Linked DNA regions of Homo sapiens: region 1 is linked to region 2. The links are chromatin contacts, found by Hi-C or POLR2A ChIA-PET in ENCODE. All regions are on one chromosome and are shown on one strand. The core of a region is the stretch at or near the end of the contact, and the rest is flanking DNA. Distances in the headings are between cores, read along the strand shown.

Region 1 (5,219 bases), core at 50-2,549, 1.9 Mb after region 2:
ACATTTACAACCTATTCTCTCTGAAGCCTGCTACCTGGGGCTTCCTCTGCATAATGGGAACCCTGGTCTCCACAACCTCTCATCTTAACCCAGACATTCTCTTCTGTTGATTCTAGGTCTTTAGATGATAATACAACTTTTTCAACCAATTGTCAATCAGAAAATCTTTGAATGTATCTATGACTTGAAGCCTCTGCTTTGAGTTGTCCTGCCTTCCCGGACCAAACCAACGTACATTTTCTATGTATTGATTTATTTCTTGTATCTCCCTAATATATATAAAACCAAACTGTAACCTGACCACCTTGGGCAGGATCTCCTGAGGTCTGTGTCACGGGCTATTGGTCACTCATATTTGGCTCAGAATAAATCTCCAAGTATTTTATAGAGTTTGACTGTTTTTGTAGACACCTGGGACAGGAACTCTTGGCAGAGCAGACCCCTGGAGGCAGCACCCCTGCTGCTGTGCCTGCTTTCAAAACCCCATGGCTCGTCCTTCGTCCCCTCCTCTCTGTCTCTCTGTGACTTGAAGAAGGATGAAAGGCGGCCTGCAGGTGGACCACAAAAGTGGGAAGCATCATTCCCACCCAAGAAAGGAAAGAGAACAGAAGACGCCTGATCAGAGCCTTCCTGAGGTCTCATCTCCCCTATCTCCGGGGAGCTGAGAACCACCCCCAAGGATTTGGTGGGTCCCCTCCCCAACAGGCCCCTCCACCTCTGGTGAAAGAGCTCTGCCCACTTCTCTGCTTAGTCTGAGCTGATAGGAGGGAAAAGGAGAGCACTGTATGAGTCACAGGTCTCATTACCTCCCCTCATAGCCCAGGGGAAGGGGAGATGGCAGAGGCGGGTAGCAGGCAGGGCTGGGGATGTGCCATGGGGTTCCCCTGGCTTCTCCCCACAGAGGCTGAACCTCCTGGGGGAACATTTGAAAGCCTCAGAGACCAGCTATGGTGCCAAATACTAATGGCCTCAGTTTCCCTTCCTATCCCCCACCTTTGCACGAGTGTGAGTACTCACCCCCCGTCAACTATGTGACCTTGGGAAGACCCCTCTGAAAGACCTCACACCATTCATGTTAGTCCTCCTTCCCCACCTCCCCACACCATCCACACACCACATGCATCAAGCCCCACCGACTTCAGTCCTCAGCATCCTCGCCCCTCAAGAGGGCTGAGAAAAGGAACCATGCTCTTCACGAGCCACCATACAGACGTGGGAATTCCCCTGAAGGTCAGAACCACAGCTCCTTCTCAGCAACTCCTTCTGGCCCCAGGAGTGGGAGGTCTCATGGTCCCAAACAAAACGGAATTGCCTGTGACTCATACCCAGCCCTGCCTATTGAGAAATCTACTTCCGGTGTTGGGGGTGTGGGGTGGTGCGGAACTGGAGCCAGGAAGGGGTGTGTTTGTGTGTGTGTGTGTGTGTGTGTGTGTGTGTGTGTGTGTTCCTCAGCTTCCTGGCTACTGAGTCTTCTCAAGACCAGAGCTCCCTGGCTTTTCAGAAAACCAGCTCTCAAATCATCTAGATCATCTATCCCCCTTACTAGGTAGTCCAGTGTGGCCCAAAGCCTATTTGGACTTTTTTTTTCTTAAAGGAGAAGAAAAAAAGAACCAAGTGAAAACAGAAAATAATTCAGCCACGTGAAGCTGAATTATTATAGCTGCCCCATGTGAGTCGGGAAAGAGAAGGGTGCTTCCTAAAACATGTTAGACAAGGCACTCTGCGGCTTAGTCCCATCCTCCACGCCCCGAAGTCTGCAGCTCTCTCATCATCTTTGCTGCTTGAGTTTTGAGAGGGGCCCAGTGTGCCTTCTGCAAAGCCTGTGCCACTTGCTTCGAAATGTGGCTGTCTCTGGAGGGTTCTCACGAGTCCCACGCTGGATCCTGAGGGCACAGAACTGAAGCTGTTTCAGTTTTTGGTTTGCATGTTGTTGTTACTGTCGCAAAAGGGAAATATCAACTTGGATATTAACAAAATGGAGAACTGAGACCCACCCTGCGATTTTTGCCATTTTCTCATTTTGGTAGAACAAGAGCAAAGAACAAAGGCGCCTTCTAATGGCATAACCTAACTTTTAAGGTAACAGCATCATTATATGTTTAAAGCAAGAAAAGAAGAGGAAATAATGTTTGTCAAAATCTATCATGTGTCAGACATTTTACCGAACTTTCTCCCCTAAGCCCAATGACATAGGTACTTGTGTCCCCATTCCATGATGGGGAAATGGGGGCTAAGAAAGGTGCGGTGACTTGGTTAAGGTCATACGTGTAGAGATGAATGCTAGAGAAAGGATTCAAAATCAGGTCTGGCTGTTGCTGAGTTTCCTGTATTTTCCAAGTTCTTACACTTTCCCTAACTTCCCTGCCTTCATCTCTGTCCTCTCCTCTGCTTACTCTGTTCTTTTCTGTTCCTCAAACACACAAAGCTCATTCCCACATCAGGACTTTCTGTCTCTCTTTGTTTGGCTGCTTCCTTTCTTATCATTTGGGACTCATCACAAAGGCCACCTTCTTGTAAGGTGACCTGACCATTCCTTTTAAAGTAGTACCCTCTGGGATATTGCTCTGTTAATTTACTTTACAGTACTTCTCACTCACCTACTTTGTTTATTTCCGTAGTCTGTGACCCCCTACCCACCCCTCACTGACCCTGCAACAGACACTAGAATGTAGGGCTAGTGAGAGCAGAGGCCTCTTCTTTCTTGTTCTTCTCTATATCCAAAGAGTCTGGAGAAATGGCTGGGACATTGAGGACATTCAGAAATATTTGTTGGATGGATAGGTGGGTGGGTAGATGGATGGATAAACAGGTGGGTGAGTAGACGGATGAGTGAGTGGGTAGATGGACAGGTGGATGGGTAGATGGATGAGTAGATGGATGGATGGACGGATGGGTAGGTAAATGAATAAAATGGTAGATGGATGGACAGGTGGGTGGGTAGATGGATGAGTAGATGGTTAAATGGACAAGTGGGTAGGTAGATGGATGAAAGAGTAGATGGATGGTTGGATGGGTGAGTAGGTAGATGGATTAGTGAGTAGATAGATGAATGGATGGATGGGTAGATGGATGGATGGATGAAGATGAATGAGTTGGTGAATGTACGTATGTATGAATGTATGGTGTCTACTATATGGCAGGTTCCAGTGAGGATGTAGAGATGAATAAAATGATGTCTCTTTGATCCAAATGTTTGCTTTGAAATGAGGGAGACCTTCTCAATAGTCAAGTAGTTGCATCAAAGTATATTAGGTGTTCTGAGGGAATATCAGATCTCAAAAGCACATTTGGGATAGAAATGAGGAAGGGATCCATTTTTGCTGCTGGAGGGTGATCAGAAAATGCTCTATATGGGAGATAACACTGTATCTGATCCACGAAGGATAAGTGGTTATTATTCAGGTAATCAATGAATTTAAAAGCTTCCCTGCAGCCTAGGAAAAGGGAAAGAAGCTGAACACAGTCTTAGAGTCTAAAAACTGCAAGCTATTTGGTGTGATGGGACAAGAGGTGTGAAAGATCTGGTCTTGATTGCTACTGCATATTCAGTGTTTAGCATTCAATTACCCTACTATTGGCACTTCATAATAGTACTCAAGAATAGGTCCTCAATAATTATTTGTTGAAGAAAGGAACAAAAGGAGAGCACAGGGAAAAGTAAAGCTGGCAAGATTGACCTGTGCTGGGTACTGCTGGGCTAAGGAATGTAGATGCTAGTCAGAGGAAAATGGACCATCACAGAAGGGTTGATGAGATGCATGTTTCTGATGGTCACCCTGCTAAGCACAGGAACTGTGTTGGGGAAAGTCCAGGAAGTGGCAGGAATAGACAGAGTGGACTATGGCTATGGTCCGAGTGTGGGATGTTGAGGACCTGAGCTAATCAGGATAGTGTACGTGAAAAGGTAAAGAGGGATTCTAGAGACTTGAGGAAGGTAGAACTAGAGTGCTATCCATGGTTCCATATGGATGAAGAAGGGAAGAGGGAGGGAATATAAAGAGAAGAATTTTCCATGCCCCTGCTGGAATGACTAGATGCTAGCCACTGGAATACAAAATGTATGGGGTGGGGTTCACCATGAAGCTAATGAAGGTTATGTGCGAGAATCCCTCCCTTTCACATCCACTATCAAGGTCCTAAACCTACTCTTGTATTCATTGTTTTCTTTTTATTTATTTTTTCCTAAAGAGCCCCTTCCTGGCCAATTATAGAATCCTCAGGCTCCACCAAGCCTGGATCTTCCCCTGGAAATACAAGGAGAACAGTTTGGGGGAAAGGATTCCATTTGGATTGTGAATTCCATTTGGGGCATGGTAGGTTAGAGGTGGATGAAAAACCTTGAGGTGGAGATGTTCTGCAAGGAGCACAGTGTGGGACAGGGCTTGAATCCTGGCTTCATGCTGTGTGGACATGGGCAAGTTGTTTGAGCTCTGTGCTCAGTAAAATGGGATGTTAATGATAGTACACCCTGATAGGGTTGTAAAGATTAGATGAGACAACATAGGTCAAATGCTTAGAACAGTGCCTAGCACATAGTGAGTGTTGAAAACAAGTTGCGTGTTGGCTTTTGGTATTCTGTGGGGCAGTGTATATCTGAGAGTCACTGGAGTTGAGGGTGGCCTTGGGGGGAGTTGGATTGTGTAGCAAGAGTGTATTAGGGCTTGATATGAGGAAGACCAAGGACAGAGCTCTGATATTTATCAGGGTGAGCAGAGGAAGAGGAACCAGCAAAGGAGGCTGACGAGGACTAGCCAAAGGGGTCCTGGAAGCCAGGGGAGGGGAGAATACCAAGCAGACACTCAGTCATGGGTGTCACCTGCTGCTAAAAGTCTAGCAAGAAGGTGACCACAAGAGGCTGCTGGCATGGGTTTTGGGGACATCTCAGTGACCTTGTCAGAGGGCTCTCGGTGGAGAGTTGGGTACTGAGGAATGAAAGTCCCATGCAGACGACAGGTGTAGATGGTCTTCTGCAGAACCTTGGCTTTGGGAAAAGACAGGAGGCAAGAGGCAGAGGAGAACAGAGGCAGAGAGAAGGTGTTAGGGTGGTTGATTTGTTTTGCTTTGGGAGGACATGATTCACTGTTTAAAGATGAGATTCACAGGCTTTGGGGGCTGTGATGAAGAGTTGGTGTGTAAAGTTTAACAATTTGAGGAAGAAATAAAATAATTGATTAAAAAAAAAGTGAATGCCTTGAAAGAATTAGGAAGGGGAGGAACAA
Region 2 (5,778 bases), core at 645-3,144:
TTTCATATAAATGGAAATTTATAGAACACAGGGCCTTTTGTGTCTGGCTTCTTTGACTTAGTGTTATTGAATGAATGAACCTCTCCGTTTTTCTTTCCCTTCCTTCCTCCCTCCCTCCCTTCCTTCCTTCCCTCCCTCCCTCCCTCTTTCTCTCTCCTTCTCTTCCTTTCCTTTTTCTTTCTCTCTTTCTTCCTTTCCTTTCCCTTTCTCTTTCTTTCTTTCTCTCTTTCTCTCTTTCCTTTCTCTCTTTCTTCCTTTCCTTTCCCTTTCTCTTTCTTTCTTTCTCTCTTTCTCTCTTTCCTTTCTCTCTCTCTTTCTCTCGCTTGCTTGCTTTTCTGGAGCTCTCAGAGCTGGTCAGAGCCCTCCAGGCCTACAGCTTTCGTGGAGTCAGAGCCTTCATCTCCTAGTATGGAAGCAACCCTCTTGGTCTCCCCACCCGCTTCGTACAGTTGGCCAAATGGTCTGAAACAAATGAAAGACCTGCCTTTCAGCATGTTTTGGGAGGTTCAGACAGCGCCTGACTCAATGAGAACGGTCAGCGACGAGCGGCGTTTCCTTCTTTTAAAGACCCTCTACAATTCCAGGCACTCCTGCAGCTGTGGAAACATTCCGAACGGCTTAGCAACCAGGACACCCTCTGCGCCGACCACTACCAGCATCGCAGGCTTCTTGAGCTGGCTTTCCCAGTGGAAAACCATGCTTGGTGTTTGCACACTGTTCAAAGGATGTTTTCGAACAAAGCACCGAGGAAGGGGCGAAAACACCTCAACACAGCCGTTCTCTGGGGTTGGAGCTATTGAACTGTGACATTTGCGAAGACTCAACTTGTTTATGACACGGTCCAAATAATAACCCTTGCAGACTGCCCGCCCCCCCCCCCCACCCCCAGCACTCTCCTTAGATTCAGGTAAAAGCATGTTATAACCGTCTATAGGACAAACAGGCAACAGTAGCAGTGAAGTGACTCAAGTAGCCAGGATCGAGAATGAAGGTGCTCAAAGAAGACTTTAGTTTGATCTGTATGTAGTGCGCTCATCTTTTTTGAAACTAGGAAATTAAAAATTAGAATAAAGTTTTTATTTAATATGCAAATACATCCGCAAACCCATCAGGAAACATAAGAGAAATCAGTGCCAAAGGAGCTCTTTCTCCCAGCCCTCTAATCCTGGCAGGTTTGTGGATCGTGGACGGGGAGCCCCTGGAAAGGACCGCGCCGGGAAGCCGGGCCCTGCAGGGACTGGCCGCGGCTGCACCGGCGTTGCCCGTCGCACACTAGGAGGCAGCACCGCGCCGAGGAACCCGCAGCAGACGGGCAGCCAGCGTGTGTGCCTGGGGCGAGTGCCCTCGCCTGCCGGCGTCCCCATCGGAAAAGTGGGGGCGAGGGCAGCCTAGCGGAATAGCTGCGGGAGGATTAAATGAACGAGTGCAGGTTCACCTTCTGGGCGCTGACAACGATCCGTGGGCTCTCGCGAAATGCCAAGTCGCCGTCCCGCTTGCTCCCATAAAAGTTTTGGGAGCCACGCGGCGCGGCGGGCGGGCTCCTGAGTCCATGAGCGGTCCCACCGAGCGGTCCCCGAAGCTTCCCCAAAGCCCAGCCCGCGGCTCGCGGAGCGTGGTGTGGGGGGACTACAGTTTCCAGAGTGCCCTGCGGCGACGGGCGGAGCCGGGGAGCGCCCGCAGCCAATTAGGGGGTCCCGGGGCTCTGCCGGGGAGCGGCGGGTGGAGCCGGGCCGGTGGGCGGGCGCGGGGACGGTCCCCTGGAACGGGTCCGAGGCTCTCGCAGGCAGGGCTGGGCCGGGCAGGAGCTGCGAGGCCGGCACAAGGGAGGCGGCCCTGGGGACCTGACAGGGCGGGGGCGGGGGCGGGCACGCCGCCGCCTGCGCGGTTCCGGGTGCTCCCGGCGCGGCGCTGCCCAGGGCACACTTGACCGAGGTCGGGCTGCGGGGAAAGGCGGGTCTGGGGAGAACCCCGAGAGACGCGGCGTCCTCCAACTCCTCCTCCTTCTCCTCGCGGCCGCCGAAGCCACAGCCCGAGCCCGAGCCCGAGCCCGAGCCGGCGCCACCGCGCCCCCGGCCATGGCTTTTGCCAATTTCCGCCGCATCCTGCGCCTGTCTACCTTCGAGAAGAGAAAGTCCCGCGAATATGAGCACGTCCGCCGCGACCTGGACCCCAACGAGGTGTGGGAGATCGTGGGCGAGCTGGGCGACGGCGCCTTCGGCAAGGTTTACAAGGTGAGGGCGCTGAGGTGGGTGGCCGGACGCGCGTCGAGGGGCTCCGGAAGGAAGGGATGCCTGAGCCGGACCCGGCCAGCCTGGCTCCGGCTCCGAGGGCTGCCCGGCGCTGAATTCGGGGTCCCTGGCCCTCATCCCGATGACTCTTGTTTTTTGGGGGGAACATCACTCGGCCCGGCCGAGTCCCTGCGCTCTGGGCGCCCCCTCCGGGCACGGTTGCCGCCCCCACCCTAGCCCTGTTTCGGAGCACTTCCTGTGTGTCCTGCACTGCGCTCGGCGCCGCACGGGGAGACAAAGGGGCGTTGACAGGACCTCAGCATCCGAGAGGGCCACTCGAGGGACCTTCCAGGGACGTTCCGTAAAACGGCGATACGGGCACACTTTTTTTTTTAAGAGAGACCACAGATGCTGTGGGAATATCGAGGCGATGTGGACCGAGAAACTCGGCTGCGCTTGGACGGGTTGGGAGCTAGGGACACATCTGAAGATGAGCCAGAGACAGGGAAGTGGGGTGGGCGAGGGGTGGCCCATGGACTGAGAGGTGGGGCTTGGAAAGGTGGGTTGGGGCTGGTCAGAGGGGGAGGTCAGGATCTGGTGAATGCTGAGCCTGGGGGAACAGATTTGATTCCGTCGGTCTGAGTCACAGCTGGGGAGTCTCCCAGCCTGCAGTCACCTCTCCCCTAGAGGAAGACGCGGCAGAGAGCTTTTGTGGAGTGGGTGGGGCAGAGCTGATTGAGTCTAGAGAAGTGTGGCAGCAGGACGTTGGTTTCTGCTCCTGGGAGCTAATTCTGAGGTGGTGAGTTGTTTTAGGGAGCCAACACCTACAGCTTGACTCCCCCCTTTCCCCTAAGAAAATTTTTACTGGGAGACGCCCACTTGTTAAATTGGTGTATACCTCCAGGAGAGCACCTCTCTTCTAAGCCACTATCCTCCTCCTTGGGGCTCCTGTAGCTTGTAGGGCACTCTGACCCTAGGATTGCCGTTCTATGAGGCTGGACCACAGAGAAGGCTTCTCCAGGCCTTCTCCTCTGACTTGGAAGTGGTCTATCGCCTAGTTACCGAAGTAGTTCCTAGATGACCGGTGTTATAATAGCATCATTTGGGAGCTTGTCAGAAGTGAACAATCTCATGCCCAGCCCCGACCTGCTGAATTAGAGTCTACGTTTTAATAAGATCCCAGGTGATTCCTAAGCAAATAGGTTTGAGAAGTACTGCCCTAGAGGCTTGGAGTGGTGGCGTTTTTTCTTTTTTCTTTTCTTTTTTTTGAGACAGGGTTTCCCTCTGTTGCTCAGTCTGGAGTGCAGTGGCCCGATCTCGGCTCACTGCAACCTCTGCCTCCTGGGCTCAAGCAATTCTCCTGCCTCAGCCTTCGGAGTAGCTAGGTCTACAGGTGCACACCACAGCCCGGCTAATTTTTGTATTTTTTGTAGACTTGGGGTTTCGCCACGTAGCCCAGGCTTGTCATGAACTCCTGAGCTCATGAAATCAGCTCGTTTCAGCCTCCCAAAGTGTTGGGATTACAGCGGTGAGCCACCCTGCCTGACCTGGAGCGGTGGCAATTTTGAGACCAACCAGGCCCACTCAGTGTCTTTTTTTATTTTTATTTTTTGTGAGACGGAGTCTCACTCTATTGCCCAAGCTGGAGTGCGGTGGTTTGATCTCGGCCCTCACTGCAACCTCCACTTCCTGGGTTCAAGCAATTCTCCTACCTCAGCCTCCCAAGTAGCTGGGATTGCAGGCACACACCACCATGCCTGGCTAATTTTTGTTTTTTTAGTAGAGACGGGGTTTCACCATGTTGTCTAAGCTGGTCTCGAACTCCTGACCTCAGTTGATCCACCCACCTCGGCCTCCCAAAGTGTTGGGATTACAGGCGTGAGCCACTGTGCCTGGCCTGGTGCCTGTTTTGTTTCCTTGCCACCTCCCCTCTGAGCCCACACTTCCTGTTATGGGGTAGGGAGAGGTCTTGTGATCCGAGAGGCAGTGCTTTTGGACTGCCCCGACTTGCTGTCCTCCTTTGCCTGAGGGCCTTGCCCATATTTGAGGGCAGCCAGCTCACCCTGTCCTCAGCACGTCTTTTCTTTACTCTCCTCAGAGCTGCATCTTCTTCCTGGTGGCACCAGAGAACGATCCTCAGCCTTGCAACTGTCTCTGGACACTGCCAGTGTCCTTGACTGCCTTAGACAGAGCCTGCTCCTGCAGCTGTGCTCTGACTACTGTGAGGGCAGCTGGACCCCTGTGGTCAGCTCACCACAGGACCCACTTTCTCCAGAAGGTTCAGTTGGTGTTTTTAGCGTATGCTAAACATATGGGTTTTTTGGGCCGGGCGTGGTGGCTCACGCCTGTAATCCTAGCACTTTGGGAGGCTGAAGCAGGCAGATCATGAGGTCAGGAAATTCAGACCATACTGGCCAACATGGTGAAACCCTGTCTCTACTAAAAATACAGAAATTAGCCGGGCATGGTGATGCATGCCCGTAATCCCAGCGTCTCAGGAGGCTGAGGCAAGAGAAACGTTTGAACCAGGGAGGTGGAGGGTGCAGTGAGCTGAGATAGCGCCACTGCACTCCAGCCTGGCGACAGAGCGAGACTCTGTCTCAAAAACAAAACAAAACAAAACAAACATATGGGCTTTTTTTTTTCTCCGTTAGGGGCTTTCAATTGCATTCTTGTCCCCTTCCCCGCAGTGTGTCCTGGCTTCACAGGGTTCATCTTCCTTTAAACTTAAACGCAGAACTTTGCTTTCATGCTGGTAAGATTTCCCCTTGTCATTTTCAGTTGTGTTTCCTCCTGCTTTAGTCCCTTAAGACTCCCCTGCTACTCTGAAAGTTTCATACAAAGGAACTCATCCGATCCACAATCGATACTGTCTCCTCTTGGTTCTCCAAAGCACGTGGAAAGTCAGTTTTTAAAAAAGTGACTCCAGGGCCAGGTGCTGTGGCTCACGCCTGTAATCCTAGCACTTCAGGAGGCCGAGGCGGGTGGATCACTTGAGGTTAGGAGTTTGAGACCAGCTGGGGCAACATGGTGAAACCCCACCTCTACTAAAAATAAAAAAATAAAAAAATTAGCCGGGTGTGGTGGCGCGTGCCCTATAATCCCAGCTACTCGGGAGGCTGAGGCAGGAGAATTGCTTGAACCCGTGAGGCGGAGGTTGCTGTGGGCTGAGATCATGCCGCTGCACTCGAGTCTGGGGGACAGAGGGAGACTCTGTCTCAAAAACAACAACAATAAAAACAAAAAGTGACTTTAATTCTCAAAGTTGTGAGCTGTCTCCACCACAGCCCTCTCCGCCTACCTCCGAATCCACCATTTTCTCTTAATTAAGGGTGAGCCAGACCAAGAGAGCTGTGTGATTGCTGATAGACCTGAACAATCTATTACCTACTTGGCCTTAGCATGTACCCCTCTGACCTAAGCCAACCCCATATGTCCCGGTGCCCAGAGAAGAGAAGGGACTAGAATCCAGGGCTCTGGGCTTCAGTTGAACACTTTTTCCTTAGTCACCAGCTAAGGAAGACCCATCCTGGATCAGAGATCCCTGTCA

What was found. Hi-C counts contacts between places; a loop is a spot of excess contacts on that map. ChIA-PET counts read pairs that join two places held with the same protein, here RNA polymerase II (POLR2A). Pooled maps may share reads with other maps.
Region 1: a loop to region 2 is called in a map of naive thymus-derived CD4-positive, alpha-beta T cell, with 6 times the contacts of the local background. The contact joins the promoter of LINC01366 here to the promoter of STK10 in region 2. A Hi-C loop is called at or near these places in 1 of 168 maps with a recorded cell type or tissue (naive thymus-derived CD4-positive, alpha-beta T cell) and 7 of 50 pooled maps. POLR2A ChIA-PET finds 5 or more read pairs at or near these places in 1 of 52 experiments (T-cell).

Annotation. Positions count from the first base shown.
Region 1 is chr5:170,327,473-170,332,691 of GRCh38, reverse strand. LINC01366 (long intergenic non-protein coding RNA 1366) reads right to left here and starts at 1,299. Exons shown (of 2, transcript NR_108025.1): 1 at 1,115-1,299. RefSeq lists enhancers at 1,063-1,232, 797-1,996, 4,763-4,862.
Region 2 is chr5:172,184,340-172,190,117 of GRCh38, reverse strand. It overlaps STK10 (serine/threonine kinase 10), which reads left to right and starts at 1,894. Exons shown (of 19, transcript NM_005990.4): 1 at 1,894-2,231. The coding sequence starts at 2,076. RefSeq lists enhancers at 1,134-1,909, 2,962-3,041, 3,702-3,751, 4,022-4,071, 5,112-5,161 and silencers at 1,582-1,941, 2,242-2,291, 2,422-2,501.